Linked DNA regions of Homo sapiens: all the other regions are linked to region 1. Evidence: chromatin loops called from intact Hi-C (ENCODE). Cell type or tissue: MCF 10A. All regions are shown on one strand. Region 1 holds the start of LOC124909370 (a long non-coding RNA gene). Region 2 overlaps ULK4 (unc-51 like kinase 4). Region 3 overlaps ULK4 (unc-51 like kinase 4).

What was found. Peaks named below come from ENCODE experiments on the same cell type or tissue, not always from the same donor. Only the 100,000 strongest peaks of a DNase experiment are listed, where the experiment ranks them.
Region 2: a loop joins it to region 1, with 13 times the contacts of the local background. A loop is called at or near these places in 4 of 110 quality-filtered maps.
Region 3: a loop joins it to region 1, with 11 times the contacts of the local background. A loop is called at or near these places in 10 of 110 quality-filtered maps.

What each region holds. Positions count from the first base shown.
Region 1 is chr3:40,718,087-40,723,086 of GRCh38, forward strand. It overlaps LOC124909370 (a long non-coding RNA gene), which reads right to left and starts at 2,915. Exons shown (of 2, transcript XR_007095888.1): 1 at 2,666-2,915. It also overlaps a transcript of LOC105377043 not described here. In MCF 10A, a CTCF peak has its summit at 1,982; a DNase peak (open chromatin) is centred at 2,015.
Region 2 is chr3:41,714,575-41,719,574 of GRCh38, forward strand. ULK4 (unc-51 like kinase 4) reads right to left here. Exons shown (of 37, transcript NM_017886.4): 23 at 3,154-3,287; 24 at 873-994; 25 at 663-719. Among named protein-coding and RNA genes, the nearest start is that of ULK4, 250 kb to the right of the region's middle. In MCF 10A, no CTCF peak of the experiment used is centred here; no DNase peak of the experiment used is centred here.
Region 3 is chr3:41,878,463-41,883,462 of GRCh38, forward strand. The region is part of intron 17 of ULK4 (unc-51 like kinase 4); the gene reads right to left. Among named protein-coding and RNA genes, the nearest start is that of ULK4, 81 kb to the right of the region's middle. In MCF 10A, a CTCF peak has its summit at 2,961 (motif pointing left); no DNase peak of the experiment used is centred here.

The sequences.
Region 1 (5,000 bases):
TGCACAATTTGGAATGTTTTCAGCCTGACATACTTACTGGTGTATGTGATAGAGATTAGTGTACATTGACAGAGAGACAGAGACAAAAAAAGGGGTGGGGAGGAGATGGGGAGGGCAAAGGGGAGAGGGAGAAACAGGGTGGGGAGAGAGGGAGAAAGACTCATTTTATCTTTTAAGTAAAGCGTAATTATGGATCAATATTCCATACTGAACCTGCTGGTACTGGTTTCTGGTTTGCAGCAATAGCTGCCATGTACTGAGATTGCTTCCTTGGAGGAATGCAGGAAGCTGCCTCACACCATGCCAGGTTGACTGGGCTTGTTCCTGGGCACCCTCTTGCTAGGCCACATGTGCTAAGTCATTACTCACAAAAGGGCTGGACTGAGAGAACATAGGCAGACTTTTTTTTTTGGTATACATTATATCACAGAACCTTGGACAACTGGACCCTGTCCTTAATTAGATCTTCAACACATCCACCCATATGCTAGTGCTTTGAGGACAAGCTTCTACCTATAAGCAATGGATTCATTAAGCTAAGAAAAGATAGAAAGTGAGGTCTGGGAGAGCCTGTTTTTTGGAAAGTCTCTGCTTTCATGTCAGCTATGTGGGAATCCAGCTCTGAGACACAGCACTGAAAGCCAGAGAAGCAGAGGAAAGCTTGCGCTTACTGGCCCTAACCTCTCCCCTAGCCTAGAATCCTCCCTGCCACATCTCTGAGGGTTGGTAGCCAGCTTCTCTTTAATCTATTTGAGGGACAGGGAGCTTACAGCAAAACTAAGCCTTTTTTTTCTTAAATAAGAGAGCCTCTCTTGGTGCAACTTGGCCTACTTCCTCATTTTACAAACCTGTCAGTTTCATAATTGAAAAATGACATCTCATCATTGTTTTGTTTTCTGTATCTTTGATACAGAAAAGTTGAATGTATTTTTTCATATGCTTATATTGGTCATTTATATTCATCCTTCTGTGATTTAACACTACATTTCCTTTGCTCATGTTTTTCCTATTGGTGTGATGTTTTCAAGATTAATTTAAAAGAGTTTAACATGACTTAAATTATAACCTTTGTTTGTTACATTTATTTTCATATTTCTTTCCTGGTTTATAATTTTCCTTTTGTTATTGTTTTGTTATGTGTGAGAGAAAAAGAGAGCTGGTTAAGGTCCTTGGTGTCTATACAGACCCTGCCTCCAACAAGGGATAGATAAACAATAAAATATGTTACAAAACTTAGAGTAGATATTTTAAATTTTATGTAGTTAAACCTTTCTACATGAGATCTTTTGTTATATTTATTCACAGAAACTCCTTCTCATCCTGAAATAACTTAAATATCATTTTTTAACATTTAGATGTTTATGTCCTTTTAAAAATATTTAGTGTATATTTCACACATCTTAATTTTTATTTATTGTGAAGTCTAGATTAGATATAACTTTTTATCGCCTTCAAAAACAGCCATTTTCCTCAACACCATTTGTTCAGTAAACCATCTCCTCCCCTTAGTTTGTGATACATATGTTAGAGTAGGTAGCGAAGCAGACATGAGCAGGGCAGGAGAGGGCCTCCCCACTATCCAAAGAATGTCAGGCAACCGTCAGGTGATGGTCAGGTAGTTGTTAAACTAGCTCTCTAAAATAATAATTGGCCACAGCTGGCGCCAGGGAACGGCGGTCTCCCAATAGATAGAAAACACCTGAAACTGGTGATAAGCAGCTTCCCAGTAAGATTTCAGGAGCTGGGCAAGTGGGCTCAAGCATGCGCACTAAGAGGCAAAATGGCGGAGTTTAACTGGTGTATGACCTTCTTCTGGAAACGCTAAGCTGGTAAGGGAAAAAAACACCTCAAATGGGCATGCACTCAACTTTAGTAAACATACTGCACATGCGGCTCATCCCAAGTGCTGTCAGGCCACTGTGCATGTGGCCAGCCCACCCCCAGGGAAGAATCAGGGGAGAAGAAACGCAAACCCTGGAATCATGCCAATGATTCCCCAAATCGAGGGCTAGATGGAGCTCTTGGATCTCTCAGGTCAACCACTTGGCTCTCTTCCAAATGTACCTGACTTTCTTTCATTCCTGCTCTAAAACTTTTAATACACTTTCAGTCCTACTCTAAAACTTGCCTCAGTCTCTCACTCTGCCTTATGCCCCTCAGACAAATTCTCTGGAGGCAAGAATTGACTTGGTGCGCACCTGTATGAATCCACCCCTCTTAACATATATGATAGGCAAAATTCCCAAAGTCACTAAGGCCCGGTTTTCTGAAACAGCTTTAATCGTTATGCATTTCTTTCTGGTGTTGAATGGAAATCTGTCACCTTTTACCTTTTACTTCTTGAAGCTTCTGCTCCTGTGGCTCCAAAATATGAGGACCCTCATGACATTATTCTGTGAATGTGTGTAGGGGGCTCTGTGGACAGATGTGTCGCCAACAAGGCACCTTACTACAGATTGCACTTTGCTCTGTTTTCTTTAGTGAGAGGACGTTATCTTCTATGTCACATGTCACAGTTTCTAGCTTCATTAGAAACCACTTTGATGCCCCTGGGGGTAGCTTTCCCCAAAGGCTATGTGTAGGGAAAGTAGCCTCAGTTGTTAAGGGAGAAGCATGTTTTCAAGATGTATTACATTTTAAAGGTCTGAAAATAAGGCAGCCTTACCTATGGGCAGCCAGAGAGGTGGCGGAGATGGAGAAGTGGAGACAGTGGTTCGCAGTCTGCATGAGGGCCTGGAACCAGACCTGCCTGGGCACTAATGGGGCCAGCTTGTGGCCTGTTTCCACCCTGGGGAAGAGACTGGAGGTGTGCGTGTGGACTAAAAGAGAGTTACTACCTTGGTGCCCAAGCTTGCAAGCCTCTATACTTGCATAGGGATCATCCCTGTGGATGAGCACCCATGGGATAGTGTGGGTCTAAGCTCTAACAGCCATAGTCTGTTGCAGTGAGAAACAGTGGTTGCCATGGGATACCCAGACTCCAGTTCCCTCTCTGCAGCATCAGGGAAGGCTGACTGTTTTGTGACTGGGATTCCCGTTTGCATCAGGGAAGGCTGACTCCTTTGTAACTGAGTAACCCCCCTGGGAATCCAGTGTGGGCATCTGCGAAGCCTCAAGGGGAATATACTGAATTAAATGTTAATAATGTTTGTGTCTACTTAAGTAATTAATCAGAAAAAGTAAAGATTTGACATGCATTTGTGGAGCAGTTCAAACCAGTTAAACCTATCAAAACGGGTCAAATCAGATCAAACAGTTTAAACCACACAGCTATGGTTATTCCTCTCAAATCTTGTGGTCTCCAGACTCAATATTCTGATTTGTGTTATAATAAAGTCATTCTTAAAATGGCTTAACTTTCAGCACTGTTATCACCTTATCTAATTCATCTCCAGTTTGCCAATATTGCCATTAAACCACAGCATCTAGAATTTACCAGACAATCCAGTGAAGCCAGCAGATTGGTAACCACTCTTTGTCTGTATGCAGTATGGGTTAGATGTTTTCTATTTGTCTCTTCAGATCCACTTTCCACACTTCTCTACCCTAGCCTGGGCCTGGGTGGCTGGCTTGTGTGGACTGAATGGGCTGCATCAAGGGACTTCCTTGCTCTCTGGCTTCTGGTTGGGTTTGGCCGAGGGGCATCAGTAGAGACAGGAGGAGAGTGAGGTCCCGGTGCTTACTGCCCTGGCTTTCTTTTGCTTTGTCCCTCTACCCAAGGCCACAGCTCTTTTAGGCAGGTGTCTCTGATAACTCTTCTCTCCTGGTTTCCTTCCTTGGTCCTTGAGACATAGGGATGATAACAGCTTCCACTCTTATACCATATTTTGTGTTTTTCTTAGTTTTTCCTGCACTTTTATAAATAGTTCTCATTAAATGCTCCCTAATTACTCCATTTGACATTGTCATTTGTTTCCTAGGCATATGCATTTTGTGAAACATCAGGGTGTTTCTTATGCACATTATATTTGAGAACCATTGAGTGAACAGTGCTGAGGTGGCTAAATGGAATTCCCACCAGCTTTTTAAATTATATTATAGAAACAACGGTACATATGTTATGAGACTCCTCCTCTTGCTTCCCAGTGAGGAGGCAGAGCCATGTACATTATTGTTTGGCTGGATCTCTACACAGCCATCAGTGAATTGCTCTGAAATTGACCTTCTTATGGTAGAAGGTAGGTCCTGCCTGAAAACCAAAGGCTGGGCAAGAAGAAACTGGGACTTTGATAAGCCAGGGCTGGCGGAGTTTCAGGAATTAAGAGCTGAGCAGTCACGACAGAAGTGATTCACTTATATCCTTCTCTGCTGGAGCTTGTATAGGGATAGCAGTATCCCATTGAAGAGGCTGGTGCCAGGGTCCCAGGGGTGCTCACTGAGTGAGAAGGACCCTGCTACTGGGTGGACAGCCTAGGAGGGACATTGGACATCCTGCCTTTTCAAAAACTGTACTAGGGAAAGTTACCCTTGAGGTTGGGGGAAGGTGACACTTATTTATAGTTGCTTTCTCAGAACTTTGTTTTGTTAAATGCAAAATTCTTCTCAAGGTAAATGTACAGTAACCCATAATAACTGCTGCCTGAGTTGCAGTAAAGACCTATCCACGGGGCCCCCCATTCTCACTCTCTTTCCATTAGTTCATTCTCCCTGGAGCAGCCTGAGTGACATTTTATTTTATTTATTTATTTTTTTGAGACAGAGTCTCGCACTGTCGCCCAGGCTGGAGTGCAGTGGTGCAATCTCGGCTCACTGCAACCTTCGCCTCCCAGGTTCAAGCTATTCTTCTGCCTCAGCCTCCAGAGTAGCTGGGATTACAGGCACCCACCATCACGCCCAGCTAATTTTTTGTATTTTTAGTAGAGACGGGGTTTCACCATGTTGGCCAGGCTGGTCTCAAACTCCTGACCTTATGATTTGCCCGCCTTGGCCTCCCAAAGTGCTGGGATGAGTGACATTTTAAAGTACAAATTGGACTCCATCACCTCTCCCAGTAAAGATTA
Region 2 (5,000 bases), 1.0 Mb after region 1:
AAGGGAAAAAGATAACATAATTCATGAGCTAAACAAAAAGAATTTTTGTGAGCAAAAACAGAAGTGAAAGATAATGCAATAACTTTTCATTTCTACTTGTATCCTCAAAATTAAAGAAAAAGCTAAACTGAGCTTAACATAGAGAAATGCCATCATAAGAAGAGACACTGTGGGGGCTGGGTCAGGAGAATCGCTTGAACCCAGGAGGCGGAGGTTGCAGTGAGCCAAGATCGCACCACTGCACTCCAGCCTGGGCAACAGAGCGAGACTCTGTCTTTAAAAAAAAAAAAGAAACTGCACATGATTGGACAATATAAGCCGAAGTAAATAATAATGATACTATATTCCCAGCATTCCATTTTCACCAGTTTTATTATATTTTTTCATGATGTTTAATACCAAAATCTATGAAAGTGTTTCTGTGGACATATTTACCCTATTTGGGCTGTCTCTGAACAAAATACATTATCAGGAGAGAATGTGTTTTCTCCAAATGTCAAATTTTATTACAGTCAACAGATAAAAATATTAAAAGGTCACTTCCCTAGAGACAAATAAATACCAACAGGATTTTTAAATTACCTCATTCTGACATCAAATTCTACAAACAGTAGAGGAAGTCACAATTTTATTAGAAACAAGGAAAATTTCGTGTTACTCACAAGAATAGTTCCATAGCTGAAAAGAAACTCTTCTGTCACAACTTGAGGTCGAAATACCTGTGTGATGAGAGTTTCTACAGATTAAATTCTGGAAGCTATGTACAACGTTAGCTCAATAAAAAAAAAATGTTTTGAGTTGAGGATTCTCAGCTCCAGTTTACAAAGAGAAGAGGCAAATTTATATCCTTTTCCTCCTCAATACAATAGTACCTGTGAAGTTACGAGGTGAAGCACTACAGGCATCAGGGGGAGACACAACTTCAGCTGTTTCACTTGAACTGTTGATGGGTGTTTACGTCCAGAAACATTAGCCAAGGAGTTAAGAATGTCACCTGTGAAGCACAGCCCAGAGCATATGTGGAGGTTAAAAACCACAAATACTTAGGAGCCACTGGTCATTGCTTGAATACCCATGGGACTTCTAAGGTAATTAATCTCCAAATAAAATAAGCAGATATACTTATTCACAAGTACTGAAATTACAACAGACACTTATGGCCTCCGGGGACAGAATGTGATATTCTGCAAAGACACTATAAATAAACTTAACGTCTCATTTGGAAATGAAAAATAAAATTTAATAAATTATTATAATAGAGTAATAGCTTTAGAATTTTTTTTTTGTATTTTCCAAATTTCAATCATGAGCACTTGTTGCTTTTGCAAACAAGAAAAAATATTTAAAATAATAAATGGGCCAGGCGCAGTGGCTCATGCCTGTAATCCTAGCACTTTGGGAGGCCGAGGTGGGCAGATCACGAGGTCAGGAGATCGAGACCATCCTGGCCAAAATAGTGAAACCCCATCTCTAATAAAAACACAAAAATTAGCCTGGGCATGATGGTGTGCGCCTGTAGTCCCAGCTACTTGGGAGGCTGAGGCAGGAGAATCACTTGAATCTGGGAGGTGAAGGTTGCAGTGAGCTGAGATAGTGCCACTGCACTCCAGCCTGGGCGACAGAGCAAGACTCTGTCTCACAAAATAATAATAATAATAATAATAATAATAATAATAATAATAAGTGAACGAATTACAGAACACGACTTACAACTATCAAAAAAAAGAGAATAGGTTGGAGGTAAAAAGAGGTCAATTCCCAAAACTTCTCATTGGATGATAAATCTAACAATAAATAAAACTTGCTTTGTGGACATCAGAATCTTATCGCCATACCCTAAAACAGGATAAGTCCGGTAATAAAGAATTTAGCTACCAACTGACCAAATTATAGCCTTCAGGTTTGAGGTAAAAAAGCTTACAATCCGAAATAAATTTTGAGAGGCTCTATTTTCAGTCATCAACAGGCAAAAATAATCTCCTAAAGCATCAGTAAGGGGCAAAAAAGTTGCTGTCAGTTAGCCTTGAAGACATTTTCATTACTTTGATTTAATGTTCTGAATTCCTGAAACTAAGTACCCTCTACTATAATAGCTTGGATCAAATTTAACATTCTAAACATTTCTGGTTTATAGCTACATCTGCTGGAAAAGCATGGAATGGGATTTAAGCTACACATACATGCTCCCAAGGTTATTTTAATTTCTGCAAATAACAATGAAATAAGGTATTTCTTTAGCTGTAATAAACATCCTTTGCAAATCATTATTAGATGTTTTATCTTAAGATAAATTTTTCAAACCAAAGAAAGTTTCAAACTTTGAACTTTAAATGAATATCAAAATTCCTTAATATCACATTTTAATATTCAAAATTAAAATCCATGCATTTTTATTCTCATTTATTGTGGGAGTTAAAAAATGATTATATGGCAGTAGAAAATGGAAAGACAGATAACAAAGGCTGAGAAGGGTGAATGGATGTGGAGGGATGAGGAAAAAAAGTGGGTCAAAGGGTATGAACATACAGTAAAATAGAAGAAATAAATTCAGTGTTTGATAGCAGAGCAGGGTGATTATAGTTAACAAAAATGTATTATAGGTGGGTGACGGACACCCTAAATACCCTGGCTTGATCACTATGCATTTTATACATATAACAAAATTTCTCATATACCCAATACATTTGTATAAATAAAAGAAAATCTTGTTTCAGCAAGGGAAAAAAAATAAATAAAATCTATTCAAAGTTTTTTTAACAATAAATAAATTTGTGCTCTAATTTCAAGAGAAAATTCTTTTCTTCTGATTTAGGCAAAAAAAAACTTACGAAAAGTTACCCCCAAATACTAGCATAAGTCCAATTTTAAGCAATTAAACCGCTTTTCTTTTGTATATTTTCTAAAATGGCCAGTTTACCTCGGATCACACCTTAATGTGGCATTGTCTCATCATGCCTCATCATGTCATTGATGCAAAATAATTACAAAAACAGATAAAGCAAATTTAAATCTTGAAACTACATATTCGTTAAAAAGTGTCTGCATTTGCCTTCAAGAACAGACAAGTAAGAATAAAAAAGAACTGATGCCTAAAAGCCAAGTCTTAGAAACGTAAAAGCAGAAATGGGGCCTGAGGATGAGACTCCAATTTACCCAGGATTCGTGGCAGCTCCTGCACAATGTGACAGATGAGAAGATCCAGGCATTTGGACAGGTATTCATTGCCACTTTGCTGCTCCTTGCCTGGAGTGGTCTTTCTGCTGTCTCTCTCGATGTACATCACCAGTCTACATACAGGAAAGTGCAAAGATTACCTCTCATGATAAAACACTTGATAGCATCTATCCAAAAATGCCGCCAAGGCAAGTGTTTCCAGAGGGCACCCTCCCAATCATATTGACGTTTAGATTTGTAGCAACTTGTCGGGCACAATTTTTGCCTCAGAAAACTCAAAACATCTATAAAGAAAGAAAATAAAGCAACTTCAGATCTCTCTGCTAATATCCTGATTCCATTTGCCTTGGCGAATGGAAACGAACAATATTCTCCAGGTGATAAATGAAAGACAAAGAGATGTCTGGACAGAAGAGGGCTCTTTATGTTTCAAAGGTTCAAAGTAAAGCCACAAGTTAACTGCATATTTGTTTATCATTAGTATTCAATTTGCTTGGGACCCTAGATAATTCACATGAATTTCAATTGTCTCATCCAAAGAAAATGTTTCATTTTAACACTGGGTTATACAGATGGCAGACAATATCTAAATATCTGGCTTTTACGTGTCTCTTTATCTACTAGTTTTATGATACCTGCCTTTTAAAGCTAACTTATTTCTTCTTTCAAACTACTGGCATTCTTTAAACATTCATTTCTGAACCAACCACTTCCAACCCGGAACTAGGGAGTCTACTGGACCATCACCTTAGACATTTAAGGTGTTACTACAAACTTTTAGGTCCTCTCCACATTTTCTCCCCTTTGCTGGACCTACTAGTCATTTTCTCAAGTTCCCATTCCCCCCAACTCCCTACAGGGCAACAAGTCCACTGATTTCACCATGCAAAAGGCCCTGTAAGGCAGTCTCCCTGGTTACCATCATCCATCTATCCATTTCTGTTATTCTCACCCATCCACCCAACTTTTACTTCTCAGGAAGAACTTCCAACCAATTTCCATTGTAAATTGGAGTTTTATACATAATATACATATATACATAAAATGTATTGAAATCTTGATACTTAGCATTTATGTGGCTCTCTCAATAGACTTATGCATGCATTTGCGTTTCCATGTATTACTATTTGCACCCCATCACGTGAGGATGAACCCAAATCAGGAAGTTAGCCTTGATTCTGTATCAGTTAGCATCTTCTGTTCTAGTCAACAATTATGTGGCTAGAGCCATAATCACTGTTCAACCTACTTGTTCTTCAATCACCTTCAATCTGGCTTTCTCTCTCATCACTATCTCTAAAGTCACATGACATCAAATCCAATGGGCCTTCATCTGCCTTCAACTACACAAGTCAACAGCATTCAATACTGTTGCCACTCCTGCCGTTCCTCTATCATAACCTCATCCTTTATTAGCTTTCTTCTCCAGTTTCTCTGGTTGTTCCTTCTCTGTGTCTTTTGCTGGTTCATGCTCTTAAATGCTGAAGTCTATCAAGACTGAGTTCTAGGCCCACAACTATCCTCTAACTGTTTAACACAGGCTATCTCATTCCTACCAATGATTTAAATTACCACTTATCTATACAGATATCTTCCAATTACATATCTGCAGCTCAAATACGGTATCTAAGTTATATGCCAATATATTCAACTGTTGACTTGACATCTGATTTTATCTGTCTTAAAGAGGTTCAAACTCTGTATATCCAAAATAAAAATCATCATCTCACCAAACCTGGTTGTCTTCCAGAGCACAATATCCTACTGTATAGTATCACTCTCTACCTTATTAAACAAACCAGAAAACTAGGAGAGTCATCCTTAAC
Region 3 (5,000 bases), 1.2 Mb after region 1:
ACTGACCTATGAAGAGGAACAATCAAGCATTTATCCTGCCTTGCAAAACAAACTCTATTTTAAGGATAACCAAATAGTTGATCAGGGAAAGATCTTCTGTAAGAAAACTTCCAACTACAAATAGAAAGGAAATTACAGAATAAGAAAATTATCATTTTGCAACTCTAAAGGATTACTACATGTAGACAATAATCGATTGATGTTAAAACTGTTAAAAAAAAAAAAAAAAAAAAAGAGTGAGGAGTTCCTGACTCACAGATAAGGGTATGAAGAAAAAAAAAGAGTGATGGGAATATTTATAATAAGGCTGACAACATCTGAGTCTAGTGATCAACTTTAACCCCTCTAATAGAGGCATATAATGTTTAATTGTCTCACTTCCTATGAAGCAGTAGGAGAAATACAGCACCAACTGTGACAAATTCCTATTTCCCCAAGCCATCCCCCCAAAAAAAAGTACTGAATCAAGGGTCCACATCTAAGCAGCCATGCGCAAGAAAGGAAAGGCAGGTGATAAAGGACTATATTAAATAACACCAAAAGGGTGCAGTAAAGCTTCTGGTATTCCAATTTGGGCCAAGACAAGGGACAATTTGTCTGTAACAAATAAATGACACTAAAAAATAAGAGACCAGGAATTAAGAGACTTAAGGGTCACAATATCTAAACGCAATCCTGGCTCAAAGAAAAATTACAAAATGACATGTATGAAACCACCAAGAAAATCTGAACACTAACTGGGTATTAGATGATATTCAGAGACTACTGCTGAATGTATTGGGTGTGATAATGAAATCATGGTTATACATTTTTCTAATCCTTTTCTGCTAGCAAAAGATATTTACTAGTAAAATGATATCATTTTATTTAAAATACTCCAGCAAGAAAGAGAGAGGGAGAGAAAAAGGGAGAGGGGGAATGAAAGCAGGACACAAGATGAAACAAGATTAGCCAGTGTTGATTGCTGGAAGCAAATGATACTACCTCATTACTCTAGCCTCTCTACTTCTATATATGTTGAAATTTTCCATAATTTAAAAAAAAAAAATTTGAGACAGGGTCTTGCTCTGTTGCCCAAGCTGGAGTGCAATAGCATGATAATAGCCCACTACAGCCTCAACCTCCCAGGGTCATGTCTCAGCCTCCTGAGTAGCTGGGACCACAGACGTGCACCACCACACCAAACTCTATTTTTTCTAGAGACAGGGTCTCCTTATGTTGCCCAGGCTGGTCTCAAACTCCTAGGCTCAAGTTATCCTCCCACCTCAGCCTCCCAAAGTACTGGGATTACAGCCGTGAGTCACCACGCCCAGCTGATAATAAAGAAATTTAATGAATGGGTTAACCTAAAATGTCTGTTAATACTCCTTTTGGCCAGGAGTGGTGGCTCATGCCTGTAATCCCAGCACTTTGGGAGGCTGAGGCGGATGGATTATTTGAGGTCAAGAGTTCGTGATCAGCCTGGCCAACATGGTGAAACCCCATCTCTACTAAAAATACAAAATAAATTAGCTGGGCGTGGTAGTGCATGCCTGTAATCCCAGCTACTCGGGAGGCTGAGGCAGGAGAATCGTTTGAACCTGGGTGACAGAGGTTGCAGTGAGCCAAGATCACGCCACTGCAATCCAGCCTGGGCAACAGAGTGAGACTCAGTCACAAAAAAAATTCCTTTCAGTTTTAGAATTTGATGGGTCTATATTAAATTTCATAAAATATATCCACTGCACGCTTCAGACTAAATATATTGGCTTAATATCAGAAATGTTTTTTAAAATTATTACACATAGAAACCACAATGATTACAGAGTGGTAAATGTGTTATCTAGGAATATAAGCTTCAGATGGTTATATTTTTCAGTAAAAAAGATACAGATGTCAATAAATGCTTCTAAATGCATAAAGGAGATCATGACCAGTTATTTTCTGTAGCTGTTGATGACAGAATAAGATGAAAGAGATTTAAATTATATTACAAGGATAGTAAAATAGATTTTTGCTCCATTTTTTCTGTCTCTTTATAACAAATTATACCATCATATTCTTCTGACATTCTTTTAATCATTCATTAAACTCTCCAGCATTAACTGCCTAAAATACACATTACTTTGCTGGCTCGGCACTGTGGGGTACAAAGGTGAGTAACAAAATGAGGTTCTATGCCATTAAAATGCTTATAGGGGCCAGGTGCAGTGTCTCATGCCTGTAATCCCAATACTTTGGGGAAGCCAAGACAAATGGATCACTTGAGGCCAGGAGTTCAAGACCAGCCTGACCAACATGATGAAACCGTGTCTCTACTAAAAATACAAAACTTAGCAGAGCATGGTGGCATGAACCTGTGGTCCAAGCTACTCGTGAAGCTGAGGCTGAGAATCTCTTCAACCCGGGAGGCAGAGGTTACAACGAGCCAAGATCACACCACTGCACTACAGCCTGGGCAACAGAGCGAGACTCTATCGCAAAAAAATAAATAAGTAAGTAAAATAAAATAAGATGCTTATAGGGTCTGCAACCACAATTTTTCCTGTTCACTGAGAGTAAACCTAATAGAGAATTTAGGATTCATCTTACACTTGAAATTTTGTTACTGATTATTGAAAAATTATCTACAAGCACCCAATTGTGAGTTTTACAGAAAACTGGTCTCAAGAGTTATGAACCAAAGATTCACTCCACGGGGTTCCCAGATCCCCTAAAATCATGTGCTAGGTGTTGACTTTATTTTTCTGGAGAGACTATAATGGTTTTCATTCATCTTATTCATCTCAAATGGTAAAAATCACCAGTGGAATGGAGCCACACATCCTGTAGCAGAAACTTCTAAAAAAAAAAAAAAAAAAAAAAAAAACAGGAAAAAGATGAAACATGGTACCATGTACCTGCTCAGCCTCCACAGATCCTGCTTTTGGAAACTGAAACATAAATTCTTAAAACTTGCACAACTTTTTTTCTGGTGCTTGAATGACCTCTAGTGGCTACTTAAATTATCACAGCCAATTGCTCACAGCAGGAATTAGGTTGGTGCAAAAGTAATTACAGTTTTTGCCATTAAAAGTAATGAAATAAAGAACTAAAAAGTGTTGAGAAATAACAAAATTAAGATGGCATCACAAAGGAGCACCTAGCTCAATTTCAAGTTATTATACAAGCTCTCTATTATCCAACCAAATGTAGTTCACAATACAGTGTAATTCAAAATAGTTCACCAGATAGTTCAGTACACGCCATTTTTTTTAATCAAATAAGTATGATTTTCCCTAAATTCTTGCATTTCGAACTAATAAAGCATCAGCAAATACCCATGAAGAGAACAGTACTGGAATAAAAGATACAAGAACCTCGGGAATTAACATCCACCCTTTCCTCTCAGTTGAGGCAGCACCAGGAATACAATGTCAACAAAGTACAACAACTGGAGTAAGAGAAATACTTTGAGAATATAAACTGGCCACAGAACTCAACCTGAGTGAGAACAGGTAACAAATATGGTTCAGGAACTGCTGGGCCAAACTCTCCAAGTGGGAGTACAGCAGCAGCAACAGCAAGTACCAGTAGAATGAGGCCATCACATCACCCAGGGTGACCAACAGGTCCCAGGTTACTTCACATGCCCTCTGCCCAGCCCCTTGACAATTCCTGCAGCAGCAAAACACACCATCTTCCAGGCACTGCCACACGGAGTCCCAAGAATGCTGATACAGTTTTATTTATTTTGAAATATTTGTCAGTATCTATACATACACAAGGCACTGTCTAGGCACTGGAGTGGAGTGTTGAACAAGACAGTTCAAAATCCCGATTCCAATGGAGCTTGTAGTCTAGTGTGGAAAGAGAAATAAATACATAAAATGCCAGGTGGTGATACATGCTGTGAAAAAGATAAAGTAGAACAATGGGGTTTGGAAATTACAGGGTGGTCGTAGTATTCTTTTCTATAAGTTGATCATCTCAATTCAGACTAGCTTTTCTTCAAGCACTCAATAGCCATAGTGGCTGGTGGCTACTATACTGGATAGTTCAACAAATCTGAAACTATCATCCATGCCTTTTTAGTTCATAATCTTTATCCTCTTTCTTTCTGAATCCTAAGAGAATTCATCCAACTGATCTTCAAATTCACTAACTCAGCTTCCTAAAGTATCCATCCTACTTAATACTTATTACTGCAACTACTGAATCATTTAATTCAACAGTCATATTTCACATATTCAGAGGCTCCTTCTTCACAGCTCCTGAGCAACCAATGCCTGCTCTGACGATGCAGGAACATCCTCTAAAATCTTGGCACTTTGTCTTGGACTTTAAGTTCTCTCCCATCTCCTACAGCTACTCCATCTCACTGGAGACCTTTTGCTCTGAGCCATCAGAAGGAACCCCCATTTTTGAGATCCTAAGCCTTCTCATCTTCCTGGTAATACTGCCCTAGATGCTCAATCTTTCAGACAAAAATCTACCTGACACATCTCTGAGAACCAAGCTGGGTACCATCAGTAATCATATAGGTCACAATTCATTTTTTTAGGCCCCCCAAAAAAGGAAAAATTTAGACTTTGTGGCATTTTACTAGTAACTCAGAGATCCAGCAGTTTGCAGGAAATAGAGATGGAATTGTAAGCAAGGGAAATACACTGAAATTAAATTAATCTCCACCCAGACACTATAAGGCCAGCTGGGATACTATCCCAGCAATTGGCTGCTGCAGTGAACAGCACAGAGAGAAAATGTTCCAATTCCTCTTAAGGCTCCAAATACCAGTTGGCTACTACAGTGGACAAGACAGACATAGAAATTTTTCCAATTTTTCTTAAAGCCCCAAATACCACACAACCAGCTTCAACTCTACAAAATCCCCTCTCCTTACCCCTTTTTTACTTCCTTCAGGAGCTCTTGCTGTTTCCCCTAAAAGCCTTGGTTCTTTTCACCTATGCTGACTCTTGAGCCTCTCCCAGTTCAAGGGATAAAACTCCATTACCAATTAAGTGTAACATACGTTAACGGAA